Linked DNA regions of Mus musculus: region 2 is linked to region 1. A link is a contact called in ENCODE Hi-C or POLR2A ChIA-PET data. All regions are on one chromosome and are shown on one strand. Each heading gives the region's core, a stretch centred on a gene start or an enhancer-like site at or near the end of the contact. The rest is flanking DNA. Distances are from core to core; before and after follow the strand shown. Region 1 holds the start of 1110002E22Rik (RIKEN cDNA 1110002E22 gene). Region 2 has its middle 35 kb from the start of 1110002E22Rik.

Region 1 (7,176 bases), core at 1,589-4,088:
TTTTTTAAATAAAGTGTGGTGGCTTGAATAAGAATGGCCCCCACAGGCTCGTAGAGTTGAATGTTTAGTCACTAGAGAGTGGGACTATTTGGTTTAGGAGGTGTGGCCTTATAGGAGGCACTGTGTCACTGAGGTGGAGATTGAGGTTTCAAAAGCTCACACCAGGCCCAGCCTCTCTGTCTCTCTGTCTCTCTGTCTCTCTCTCTCTCTTTCTTTCTCTCTCTCTTCCTTGGGATCAGGATGTAGCTCTCAGCTTCTCCAGAATCACACATGGACACATGGCTGCAGCCACACTACGTGCCATAATGATACTTACGAACTAAGGCTCTGTAACTCTAAGCAAGTCCCTGATTAAATGCTCTCCTTTTAAAGAGTTGCCTTGACCATGGTGTCTCTTTATGGTAATAGAACAGCGACTAAGACATAAGGTATTTTGGTAATAATGGACTAAGACATAAGGTATTTTGGTAATAATGTAATATACATGTTGGTGAGATATGACATGGTCATTCTAAGTAATATTGTAGCTAACACACATTTTCCAAAGTAGACAGAATCAAAACAAACAAACAAACAAAAAACCTGAAGAGTTTGGGGCTTAAAATGTAACACCAAGACTTAAGAGAGAGAAAGAAAACACAAAACCACCTTCCTAAAATTACAGAAATATGCAACCTATGTGACTGCACAGCAGCCGACTTGGCTGGTTAATCATATCCTGCTTCCAACTGGCCTGGGACAATCCACAGTAACCTATGAAAGGCCAGGAAGACATTTTCCCTGTCCTGCTACCCTAGACTGGGAAACCCCATGCCACCGCCTCCCTTCTCTCTTAACATACAATAGGATGACTGACAGGCCACAGATAAGATGGACCCAGATTTAGAGTAAGTCTATTTTAAGTTGTGTTAAAGATTCCACCTGAGGGTGGTCCTCAAGGGCCATTTTTCTCTATATAGTCATATCTAAAACATTGACACCCCCACAGCTCCCCCACGAGGAAGGCCAGACAGCCCCAACTGCCGGACATAAAACATCAGGGACGTGGAGGAATAACAGAAGAGAAAGGGGTTGAAAAAGGCCCAAGAGGAGTTCAAACCACAAGAAGAAGAGGAGGGCGGCAGCCAGAGAAGATGAGTTCCCTGATATGCGTGCCTCCTGGCTCAAGCCGCAAAGTGAACAACCACTCCACTCCATATCTGAGCTTGTGGGCAGGCTCAAGGGCTGCTTACTAAGGGTTTATTTCTGGTGGTGAACTGTCCCTTCCTGTCCTTCCAAGTTTTAAGGGCATAGCTAAGGGGTTGCATCTAGAGTGTGTGTGGCCCCATGACACCATGCCGGGCTCGCCCTCCCACCGTACATGCTGTTTTCCCCTTCACAGGGATAGCTGGCTCCTAATCCTGCTTCTCCATGTCTTTGGACCAGCTGGTCCCGGAGGCGGGCAGTTGGCTAAAGGCTATGAGACAGCTTAATTAGCCTGCGATGGGTATGGTCCTGTGACACCCCCCCCCCCCATACACCTCATAGACTTGTACTCAATTAACTACTTAAGGTTGGTTGGGTCCACCTCACACCCAATTTTAACCAGGGCTGCAGCATTTGATTATTGGGAAAAATGGTGAAAAGCCCTACAGAGGCACAAGCTTTTACTTAGCCTCGCTTTTTTTTTTCAGTCCATAAAGTGGAAACAATAACTACTTTTTAGTCATATGATTATGGAGGGCTTATTTCAATAACCACGTACCTTTTAGTACATTAAATAGTATGATAGGGCACCTTCTTTCAGATGCCAACTTTCACATGTCCATCCCTAGGCTTGGAAAGGTGCTAGCCACGTCCTAGGTCTTAGGCAGTGGTCCCCAGAAAAGCCTTCTTCACATAAGTGTGTGCTGAGAGCGATACACATCTTTATGGAAAGACCTTCAACTCAATATAAAGCACCACTGTCTCTTCCCTGCTGTGCCCCAGACAAACTAAGAATGTTTGTGGTTGGCCAAGGGTTTGGCATTGACTCTGAGGTTAAGTTTAACCTAATACATCTCTTCGTTTCCAGTCTAAGGTTTGCCTTCTGTGAACGGTTTCTTCTCTTGAATAGCACACTTAGTTATCTTATTATGCCAGATTTGGAGACCCAAAATATAAGCATGACCTTTAATCAGCTGGTGGGTGGTCTGGCCTTCGTTCTTCACTTCTTAAGTCATGTTAAGGTTTTACATACACTGAACTATCTCAGAAACCCTTCAAGGAAAGCTAAGAGACTTTCTCCTCAGAGAGAAATGTAACAACGCTGAGTCACTTCCTTTGTTGCTCCTGGAGTTCCCATATAAAGTTATCAACAGGGCATACCTTGCCTGTCTAACCACGCGTGCCTGCTCACCATGGGTTAATACTGGCAATATTAGTCACATCAATTGCTCAACACCTGAGGTCAGGCAGGCAACCACTGAGTTCATCTGTAAAAAAGTGATCAGAGTCATCTGTAAGAATAAAAGGCACGGTGGCTACCCACCTGTAAGAATGAAGGACACGGTAGCTACCCATGACTCCAAGCTACTCCACTAGATCTCAGACCACCCCTTTTCATGGTACCATAAACTAACCCAGAACTCTGAAAAACACCAGAAGGGAAACCGTGTGGAGTCCTTAATTGTCTTCTTTACCCTAAAGTTGGCTGCTGTTTTTCTATTTATACATTTCTTTTCTTTTAATAGTCAGCCCTACTATGGTGTTTCAGCTTATTTGATTTTAAACCACAAAGGGAATTTTTGGTTTGACTTAAAAAAAAAAAAACCTTTTGGAAATTGACTTTATATGAAGGAACCCCCACTACCACCATATCGACACTGGCATTGTTTAGCTGGAAATCCTTGAAGGAGCCACACACCTATTCTGAAGGTAAGAACCCACGTTAGAACCGAACCAGGCTGTGTCTGATTGTGGGGGAGGGGGTTGGGGGGAGGTGGGGAGCTTGGCCAGGGCTGGGTTCTCAGAGAGGGGAGACCTCAGGAGGTTTTGCGGAACTTTGGGTATTAAGAAATTATGGTGACCAGTTGTAGTCTGGGACCTTTAATCCTAGCACTGGGGGAGGCCGAGGCAGGTGGATATCTGAGTTCGAGGCCAGCCTTGAAAACACAGAAAGAAAGGAAGAAAGAAAGAAAGAAAGAAAGAAAGAAAGAAAGGAAGGAAGGAAGGAAGGAAGAGAGAGGGAGAGAGAGAGAGAGAGAGAAAGGAAGGAAGGAAGGAAGGAAGGAAGAAAGGAAGGAAGACAGGGAGAAAGCAAGCAAGAAAAGGAAAGGAAAGGAAAGGAAAGGAAGAAAGAAGAAGGGGAAGAGGGAGAGAGAGAGAGAGAGAGAGGGAGAGAGAGAGAGAGAACATTACCATATACCCTGTGTGTCAGAACTTTCAGTTTTATATTTTGCTAACCACAGGAAGAAACTCAAGAAAAAAAATCTGTTGTGTTGCGATGACAGACAGGGCCATATGACAGCGCTAGAGTGATTCTTCCTTGGACTATACAGAAACTCTCGCCTCTTGATTAGCCAGGAAGCACATGTGTCTCACACTGTCTTGGACTATCTCCAGGGCTTTCTTACTGCCCAAGGCATGGTCAGCCTCAAAGAAAAGTAAAAATGGCGAGCTCAAAAGTCTGCTTGCCTGAGAGAAGGGGACTATATTTAATCCATTTTATTAACAGAATCGTGTTCCTTAGCCCCCCAAGTCCATAAAGTGTTCTCGGGTTGAATATCTGAAATAAAAACAAACAAACAAACCTCAACCAGTTACATAGATTATTTGTGGTCATGCAGATTTGATAGTTGACGGGGTAACAACTCTGAATGGTTTTGTGGGGACCCACCTTGACTGTGGGGACCCACCTTGATTGCCTATCGTAACCGTAAAGGTCTCCAGCTGGACTGCCTAGGTTTGAATCATGCCCTACCTCTGTGTCTCAGGTTCCCCGTCTATAAAATCAGTATAGTAATTGTACTTAATTCATGTGGTTCTTACCAGAATTCAATCATTAATATGTGCGTAAATGTTAAAAATGTTCCTAGTTAGTTGTACTTACTAATTAAGAAACTAAGATTTGGAAGGTATTTCTTTTTCTTTCCCATGACCCTGAGTTATGGCTTAATAACCATTGCTTTATTCCAGATGTTTTCAGTCTCTTCTGGGCACGTTTTAGTGGCAGTAGAGAGGGCAGAGGGCTTGTCCTAGGGAGAATGGTGGGGTTGGGATGCCTACAGGGAGAGAAGGTAGACGCTGCAGTTGTCAGGGGTGACTACTTCTCACTTACGCACATGCCTACTCAGAGGAAGGAACCCTTTTCAGCGTGGGGATGGCATTCATGTCAAAAGGGGATGGTTGGCGGTGTTATTTTCCTTTCCACAAATGTGGATGTTTAAAATAGGGCTTTATCCAATCGGCATAGGTGACACACAGACTATGTATAGAGGTGGACTTGGGCCTGGCAGATGATGAGGGCCAGGTCTCACCAAAACCTAGTCGTGGTTTTCCATGGACCATGCCCGGGGAATCGCCCCAAAGGTTGCTAGCACTGACCCCTCTGTTGCCTTGGCAAATCTGCCTGTCCAGATCTTGACTTGTTTGGAATGAATCTATCTCAGAGCGGGTGAACTGGGATTTTGGCCGTATTTTCAGGGGCATGCCAGAGGCTCACATTTCCTCTCTGAACCTCCCTCCAAGCCGCACTGTACTCAGGGAGGGTAAGCATATTCCTTGTTCTTTCCTGCGTTTTGACTCTCTGCCCTGCAGAGCTGGCGTGCAGCCAGGGGAACCCAATCGCTGAGCTGTAGCTAAGGCTATATTTAACATGACTTATTGTCTTGTAGTGCGTTTACAAGTTTAGGAACGGTTTTGAGCTTGAGTAGTCACTGTAGGGATTTGAAGTATTGTCCATATTGTCTTTCTGTATTCCTTCAGAATGCCTGTAGCTTAAATTTATTTAAGGAGCTTTTAGGTCTCGGGAAATTCCCCCTTTAAGCTTTGAGTAAACACAGCAAGGATTTTAGAAGAGGTTTGGTTTTTTTGTTGTTGTTGTTGGGTTTTTTTTTTTGTTTGTTTGTTTTCTGTTTTTTTTGTTTGTTTTTTGTTTTCCCAATTTGAAACAAATAGGTTATGTTTCACAGAGTATAAGTCTGGCCAAAGGGAAGGATGACGAAATATTCTTGTCCTGTGAAAGCTTCTATGACCATCCCTCATCTGATTTTGCTCTCCAAAGAGGGAAAGACAATGCAAATGAGGCAACTATAAAATTACCATATGCACAAGTGGGACTTGAAATATTTCTGGAGTTTCCTTAATGGATTTGAAGTACCGTGAAAAAATTTGAATTTTGAACAAGGAGAGAAAATTCATTTAATCAGAGGCTGGGGAAAGATGGCAGCCAGCGAAGGGTAATTGTGCGCTTGCTAGACGCCTCTAAAACAGATTACAATGAACATTTGGCTGATTTGAATCAGAAGCCACATTCCTCCCCCACCCCGCCTCCTCTCCGCATCTCTTCTTTTTACCCTCAAGTGTAGTTTCGATATGACTAGGGAATGGACACTAAAAATATTTCTGGAATGACGTGACCCTCTATCTCCCCATCCAGGAGAGCGACAAAGCTGTACAAGGGACAGCACATGCTTTCCGTTCATTTCTGGCAGACCCCTGTCCGACCTACAGATGCTGCTTCGTCGCTGGCTAATGGCATTCAGACCCCCACCCACCGACGCTGTCAGACAAGCAACTGGACTGGACAGCTCAGCAGCAGGACACTGGCCACAATCGCGGCCAGAGCCGCAGCCCCCTGGCTACAGACCACCTCTGCTGCCTCTTTTGGGAGCCCTCCCACCTCCCTCTGGCTTGCCGAGGCCCCACCACAGGGGCTGAAGAACTGGGCGGTGGTGGCAACTGTGGCAGTGGTACCTACAGCCTTGGGGCCAGCCCAAGCACGTGGGAACCTGTTTCAGGCCACTCTGTGGCCCCTCCGGGACCAGAGGGGGACCCAGGACAGCCCCAGCGCTCACCACTGCCTCATCTTGTCTCTGAAACCTGGACAAGGGCTCAGAATGGAAGGCGGTACGTCTGACATGAACTCACAGACCAGCCTGACGCCTGCGGAGGACCCGGTGAGCCGACCACAAGACAGCCCGGAGCCCAGGCAGCAGCTGCGGCCACTACCTGAGCCGTCAGCCTCTACCCTGCCTGAAGCCAAGTATGTGGAGACGTGTGCTTCAGCTGGACTCCGAAGGGAGAGTCCCCAGACCCTGAAACTGCCACCAGAACAGCAGGCCTCCAGGAGTCCAAAGACAAAAGCCCAGGATGAACCCAGCGGCCATGCCCCTGAGGCTCCAGCTCCGGGGGAGAGTCCTGCTTCCTCCCAGTGCCTCCCCTCCCAGGCTTGTGAGAACGACTTCTCGTCTTCCTCCTCCTCCTCCTCCTCCCTGGTGGACAGTGCAGAAGACAATGGCCTTTCCAAAATGGACGATCCCACCAAGTTACTGGGGGTCCTGGCCACCTCCTCTTCATCCTTAGGCTTTGAGAGTGATCCCGAAACGAGCTGCCGACAACACAGAGAAGAAGCAGGAGACCGGGCAGGAGCGGGGGAGGACAAAAGAGGAGGGGTCGATGATGGAATAGCGTCCTGCAAGGACATTATTGCTAAGTCCCACAGCAAGAGGGGTCCCCTGAGAAACGAGGATGCACACTACATCACCACCCATGAGATCCAGCTGACTGAGGTAGAGCAGGGTATGGATTTCGACGTGGGGCTGGCTTCTCGCTGGGACTTCGAGGACAACAACGTGATCTATTCATTCGTGGACTACGCTTCCTTTGGTGGCAGTGATGAGACCCCAGGAGACATCACCACAGAAGAAGATGATGACAATAGCTGTTACGTCAGCACCACACCAAGCACCAACACCACTCGGACTCCCAGCCCCATCAGCAGCGACCTGGCTCGACCGGGGGCAGGCAGCAGCGGCCGTGACACCAGCAGCACGGAAGTGGGCAGTGGCCCCTCTGACAGTGACACTGTCCCTCCACCCACTGGACCTGGCACTGCCACTCCACCTGAGCCTTTGCTGGAGCTCCGGGAGGCAGCCTTAGGGGCATCGGCCACTGCTGCAAGCAGCTGTGGGAGTGCAGCAAGCCAGATCCTCCTGT
Region 2 (7,176 bases), core at 1,551-4,050, 36 kb before region 1:
GACTTTTTTCCTACTAATGAAGACTATCTTTGGTTCCCATACTGATTCCTGCTTCATATTCCTACACTGAGAATGACAGTCATGGAACTTGTCATCCTTCTCCTACTCCCAGTAGACAAGGAAAATTGTGAAGGAGCGGCCCATACCCGGTCATTGTGTCTGTTGGCCTGAGGGCAGCAGATCAGGGTGTGTACTGTGATAACCCATCACAGCCCACTGACAGCATGAAGGATAGGGTGGACGGATGGAATTCCAACTAGAAGTCACTTCAAACATCACCCACCATGTGCTGATAGCCAGTTCTTTAGATCCATATAGATGACTGCAGCCCTCGAAGACTATTACTGCAGTTTCATTTGTGATGGTAAAACAAAATTGCCCCTGTGCTGATTAGTTTTATGTCAGCTTGACATGAGCTAGAATCATATGAAAGGATGGAACCTTGATTGAGAAATGCCTCTATAACTACAGGGTATTTTCTAGATAGTGACTGATAGGGGAGGGCCCAACCCACAGTGGGTGGTGCCATCCTTGGGCTAGAGGTCTTAGGTTTATAAGAAAGCAGGCTGAGTAAGCCGTGATGAGCAAGCCAGTATATAGCACTCCTCTGTGGTCTCTGCATTATCTCCTGCCTCCAGTGTCCTGACTGTTTGAGGTCCTGTCCTGACTTCCTTCAATGATACACTACAATGTGGATGTGTAATACAAAGAAACCTTTTCCTCCCCAGCTGGTTTTACGTCAGGGTGTTTCATTGCAACAATAGAAACCCTAAGAAAGGCAGAAATTAAGTTACTCCCTGTCTTAGTCAGGGTTTCTATTCTTGCACAAACATCATGACCAAGAAGCAAGTTGGGGAAGAAAGGGTTTATTCATCTTACACTTCCACACTGCTGTTCATCACCAAGGGAAGTCAGGACTGGAATTCAAGTAGGTCAGGATGCAGGAGCTGATGCAGAGGCCATGGAGGGATGTTCTTTACTGGCTTGCTCAGCCTGCTCTCTTACAGAACCAAGACTACCAGCCCAGAGATGGCACCACCCACAAGGGGACCTCCCCCCTTGATCACTAATTGAGAAAATGCCTTATAGCTGGATCTCATGGAGGCATTTCCCCAACTAAAGCTCCTTTCTCTGTGATAACTCCAGCCTGTGTCAAGTTGACATAAAACTAGCCAGTACACTCCCTATGCAAAGTGAGATAAATGTTCATTGTTGTTAAAATTGCTACATTTAGAAATGTATTATCTGGCTCATTTCTTGCTGAGGACACTATAACTACTCAGCTGACCTTGGCAGTGCAATCTTAACAGGATGACACATGTTAGAAAAGTCATGTGAAGCCTAAAATGTTTAACAGGAGGGTAACTAAGCATCATACATGCATGTATATACACATCTAAAGTCCCCTTCATTTTTCATGTTTTCTCCTTGAAACAAATGGTGGATACCTTTAAGAATAATACACATGACAAAACAAAGTAAACATTGTCTCTAAACGACACAAACACTGTATCCATGCATAGCTTTCTAGATGCAATGCTAATTCTTCATCTCAACCTGGCCAAAAAACAAAACAAAACAAAACAAAACAAAAAAAAACCCAAACCAAAACAAAACAATAGGCAGACATAAGATGCCTGCATGAGGAGAGAGATTAGAATTTTGCAACATGTAGGATAAGGGTTGGAAGGAAATATAATGTCAGTCTTTATTATTCTGTCCAATATGGGTAGGTTAAGGTGGGATTTATCTGACATCACTGTGAATGCTATTATCTCTAGCAAAATGAGGCTTGTGGGTTTCTGTATACATATGAATATTACATCTCTTCAAAAGCACTTGACACAAATTGAATGCTCTTCTGCTTTTCTTTCTGTTGCTCTGATGAAACACTGTGATCCAAAGCAGCTCTCAGTAGAACGGGTTTATTTGGTTTACAGGCCAGAATTTGTCCTGGTGTGATGTTAGGGCAGGAATTCAAGGCAGGAACCTGGAGGCAGGAACTGTTTAAGGAGCCCTGTTTGCTGACTACTCTCTGGCTCTCTGAGTTTTCTTATGCAGCACAGACCATCAGCCTGTGGTACTGCCCATTGTGGACTGGCCCTCTTGGTCCAACTCATAATCAAGACAATCCCCTCCCAGATATGCTCACAGGCCAATCTCACCTAGGCAATTTCCCAGACAAGGCTCTCTCCTCTCAGATGACTCTTGGTTGTGTCAAGTTGACAGTGAAAACTAACCAGGGCAAATACTAGGTTATTGAGTAGCTGGTTGCTTTTGGAGTATTGATCATTTTCTGACATTAGATGGCTTTCCCTTACTTGCTCATTATCTGTTAATACCACTAAGCTGTATGTTTCAAATGTCTTGGTTCTCTCCATACTCCCAATACCTATCCCAGTACTTGATATTTATTATAGTAAGGTGGTTGCACCATTTTTGAGTATGTAATAACACAAAATAGACAACCAAATGACTGGATATTTTATAGACAATTTCTACAACCAATAACCAACCCCCTTTCATCAACTCTTCTCTTCTCCTTTGCTCCTCCTCAGCCTTTCACCCAGTCCATCTCTTGGCCTCTCCGTGGCTTCAGCTCTCTGAAGGTTCACCCACAGCTTCATACACATGAAGTGAGGCAAGCATATTTCGGTCTCAGCGCTTTACCAACAACGGACGGTTTGGTTCTAATTGCAGTCACCTTTCACTGCAGTGAGCACGTCTGTCCTATTCGGCATATTTAGCACTGTGTTCTTCTGCACAGCGTGATCACTGGACAACAGGAAGTGCTGATGGAGTGGAGGAAAGCGCTTGCTTGGCAGCTATTTATAGCACTTTTGAGAACCGAGCTGCACAGGAGTCAGACTGCCTCCAAACCAATGATCTGTGTGCTAGCCAGGAGCCAGGAGCTTCTGGCAGCCCTACAGCACTGTCTTGTGAACAGCGCTTGCTGACTTGTGTTTCCTTGCCTTTCCCCAAAGTACAGGCTGGTTTCGCTCTCATAAAACCCATCATTTTACCCACTAGAATCCCATGAGTTAGATATAGCTTGATAAATTAACATTTCATTACTACATGCACGGTGACAGCTCATGAAATTTATTTTATTTGTTATTATTATTAAAATGAAAAGGATTTCACAAAATGCACCCACACTCTCCCCATATACAAATTTTTGCATAGTGATGAGATAATAGGATTAAAAAAAATTCAAGATCTAAGAACGGTGGCAGCTTTGACATTTAAGAACCAAGGAAGGAAATATTAGGAGTAGATATTTTATTTGTTAATGAAACTCTACCTTCCAGAGAGTTCTAAATGTGTACCCTTGGTGTAATGGACTTCAGGTTTTTTAGTATTAGTGTTTGTTAATCAATTATTAATGGTGAAACTGAATAACTATAACAGTACAACTTCTATAGGTTTGAAGCCTAGTGTCTGAAAACCGAAAAGGTTTTCTATTCGCCCTTGCAACACCCCACTTATCAACAAAATCCAACCCCATGATGCAAGGATGCTAATTATCCTTTTCTGTCTATGCACTTTGCTGTGGAATTCCTAACATGTCTGATTTGAGGTTGTTTGGACTTAGATTCAGGAACATGTGAGACTAATAATCCCAAAGTTCTCCACTAGGTATCACATATGCATACGTAAATATTTAGTTGCAAGGTACCTACTGGCAAGAGATCCCAACCTCCCTATTTTATGAATGGGGACTCTATGTCCAGAAAAATATAGTGACCTGCCAAAGGTCTTACTGCTCGGTTAGTAGCAAGGATAGAAATAGACTCAGTTCCAGGGTTCTCAGGCTCCAGCTTCTCACAGGCATTCTCTGCCTCTGCCTTTTCCTGGCCTCCCTATGAACCCCCCCCCCCCACATCCACACCCACCACAAGGTCAGTTACCATAGGATTCTCCTCTGTCTTCTTAGGCACCGTTTCAAATCTAACACCGCAACGTCCTTGGCTTTCACCTTCAGTTTGGATTCAATCTTTGGGCAGTTTTTCTAAGCAACACCCAGAATACATATTATGTCTCCACAAGACTTGGCAATTCACCGTGGTAAAAAGAGTGAGTCACCAATTTTCAGTCAGAGAGGAACAACATCTTTCAGGGAAGAGATGGTTGGAGCTGTTTTCAGATGGCATAGCCTGAGATATGCTACTGTCATACTGTGAACTGAGGCCAGAGACTACCAAAGATCAGCTATGCAAGAAGAAGCCCAGGCCCACGTAGTCAATAGGGCTAACACCCAAAACACTGGGGCTAAATACACACCATTGTTCTCTTCAGAAGCTCTGTTCTCCCTAACTCAAGATGTTGGAAGAACACTTAGCTCAGTGGTCTGAAGACTTAGAGTCAAAAGACCAAAGCTCAGGCCCCACACTAACAACTTCCTGTGACCTTTGTAAAATCACTTAAGTATTTGCAGCTTCAGCTTGCTTATCTCTGAGATGTGGTGGGAGATAATTAGCCTGGTTCTTTCACCTGGCTGCAGTGAGCAGCAAAGGAGATAGTGAGCCCTGTAAAACATTACAGAAAAGCAAAGCTACAGCACTGCCTTTCTTAGTAGCACTGCCCTTTACCAAATGCAGACATTTATCAACATCCACCCTGGTCTCACCAAACAACAGGCTCTTTGAATTATCATCTGTCTCCATTTCTCTCTCTTTCTCTCTCTGATCCCTGTCTTTCTGTCTCTGTCTCTCTTTGTCTCTCTCTGTCTCTGTAGGTGTGTGTATATGTATGTGTGTGTGTGTGTGTGTGTGTGTGTGTGTGTGTGTGTGTGTGTTGCTGTGAATGGAATATAGATCCCCATGCACACTAGGTGAAACACTCTACCTCCAAGCTATTCCTCTAACTCCAGCCTACATATTCCAATTTTATTCCAGCCACTGAGTAAGAGAGCACAAGGCTGTGTGCTCTAACCAGGCTCAGCTCCTATCCCATCATTGTACAAATCCAGACTATAGACTTCCAACACTAATGCTTACGATGGGAGTGATTGAGGAGCAAAAACAAGGAAACAAACTAGACAAGACCTCCCTACATGAATTATGCAGAGATCTGAGTTTGCTTGTACTCTCTGAACTCTCACACAAAATGAACTGGATCATCCTAATGGGTTTTCCTATCCCTTCCTAGGGCCTTCGAGCACACTCTTTCAAGTTTTGCTTCACTTGACAGTCAACATTTAAAGCTTTGGGCTATAACACAGAGTGACAAAGTTTACTCTGCGAAATCACACATAAGGATGGACTGTACCCCTTTAACTGTTCCGAAAGACTAGGTTTTCTAGGAAAACCTCTTTCTAGTGCACAAAAAAATCCCGCATCTTCTGCTCTTTCTTTCATTGAGCTCCATCTAATGGCAACCCCGTGCTCTTCAATAGTGAGGGAGATTAGCTGCTTCCGATATCTGCATCCCCACCTCCATCCCCTATCCCCAGAGGTTGGGGTAGGTTGCTCCAAGCTTTCTCTGTAGTAGGGGTCCATCACCTGCTGCTTTAGGGTTTTACCACTCATTTCTGACTTCATTTCTGGGTGAAAAAGAAAAACGTGTGCTTTAGCTTAAACATACTGCAAAGCAAGCACACCTCTGTGTACCTGCTCCGAGTTGCAACCGTCAGGGCTTGGAGCCATCCAACCCTTCTCACTGTTGTCAGACAAGAACACAGGATTGAGAATGGTGTGGCCAGAAGGCCTGGCTAGCAGCCCCTTACTGCGCTGCTTTGTAACAGTGAAGCAAGGTGTGAGTCTACAGAAAAGACACGCTGTAGTGGACACGCATTTCCAGAGGGAAATAGCAAGAGCCAAGTCATGATGGCTCATTATGGTTACTCTGTTTCTCAGAGCTGACAGACCCAGAGTCCCTGCTTGGAGGCTGTCATCCAGGAGCTGCTGACTGCATGCTCTGCTGAGTCACTGGCCTTGGCAAGATGCGTTGGCTGAGACCCGGTAGGCAGGTGATGGACAGAGAAAACAGCTCTTTACACCACCCTGTTCTTTACCCTGCATCCCTTTCATAAGACTCACTTTTTATTTTAGTCCCTCCCCTCAAGTGATGGACAGAATAAAGCCTTCTAAATCAACTTGTTCTTTAAACTGTGTCTGCCTCATAAAACTCAACTGCCATTTTTTCCTCAATCTTTCTATATGGTTTCTTGATATGTGTTTATCTTTAAGTTTAGTGTGTGTGTGTGTGTGTACACACATGAGAGTGAGAGCACACTTGACACTGTGCAGGTCAAAGAACAATTGTTCAGGAGTCAGTCAGTTCGTTCCTTCCAGGGTCAGACCTGGGGATTGAACTCAGGTCACCAACCTTGTGCTGCAAGCGCTTTTTACCTACACAGACATCTTGCAGACTGGCCCTCAGTTCTGTTCCTTATATCTGAGCCAGTGTTGAAAGCACATTTATTCAGAGATGTCATAACCTAAAAATGAATACCTCGAAGTCCTATTCTCCGGTGTGACTCTAGAAAAAAAGATCTTTAAAGAGGTACACAATTAAATTAAATGAGGAGGTCGCTTAGGTAGGTCTAATCTGATAGGGTGTGTGGCCTTTTAGGGAGGGATTAAGATATAGGCAAGGATTCATAGAATATGACTATGTGAACAAAGAAAATCCACCCACCTGAGTCAGGCAGTTGTGACCATAGCTGACTCCAGGGAGGAGAGTCTTTGTTTCTTCCTTTCTCCACTCTTGCCCCACCCCCTCTAAGCACGAAGGCATATGAGTGTGTATGTAGAGAAACATACCTTCCCCCACACCCCCACACCCCTGCCTGGGAATATTTATACCCTCCATCAGTACTAGTTTGGGAAAGTTAACCCAGTACCAGAAATGACATAATTCAGAATTAAATGAGCAGGACCCATCCCAGGCACCTGGTCCCACATCCCTGACAAGTGCACCACACTAGGGTGTCCGTGCAGTCAGATGAACTCAGCTGCCAACTGAGGTGGGCTCCTTCAGGAAGCTGCGCCAACTCCCACCTTGTGTCTTTACATCAACTTCCCTAATTGGAAAGATCTTCCATCCTGACTGAGCCAGTAGACATTTCCGCTGAGAGGCTGTGAAGTGACACTTCCGGAAGCAGCTGTTTGCCACCCAGAACACCCCTTGGAGCAGCTGGAGGGCCCTTTGTTGTCTCTTTGTTCTTCAGCC

What was found. A loop is a pair of places that touch in the nucleus more often than their neighbours do. ChIA-PET counts read pairs that join two places held with the same protein, here RNA polymerase II (POLR2A).
Region 2: a map of heart shows a loop between it and region 1 (4-fold over the local background). The contact joins the enhancer-like site here to the promoter of 1110002E22Rik in region 1. A Hi-C loop is called at or near these places in 7 of 37 maps with a recorded cell type or tissue (gastrocnemius and heart). POLR2A ChIA-PET finds 5 or more read pairs at or near these places in 1 of 5 experiments (Patski).

Annotation. Positions count from the first base shown.
Region 1 is chr3:138,059,404-138,066,579 of GRCm38, forward strand. It overlaps 1110002E22Rik (RIKEN cDNA 1110002E22 gene), which reads left to right and starts at 2,839. Exons shown (of 3, transcript NM_001370862.1): 1 at 2,839-2,895; 2 at 5,618-7,176. The coding sequence starts at 5,649. The region is part of intron 1 of Gm5105 (predicted gene 5105); the gene reads right to left.
Region 2 is chr3:138,023,696-138,030,871 of GRCm38, forward strand. No RefSeq gene overlaps it. Among named protein-coding and RNA genes, the nearest start is that of 1110002E22Rik, 35 kb to the right of the region's middle. Within about 2 kb of position 2,801, at least 1 of the 3 ENCODE cell types and tissues checked has a DNase peak (open chromatin) inside an H3K27ac peak, as active enhancers do; it is heart, where a contact is called at or near this core.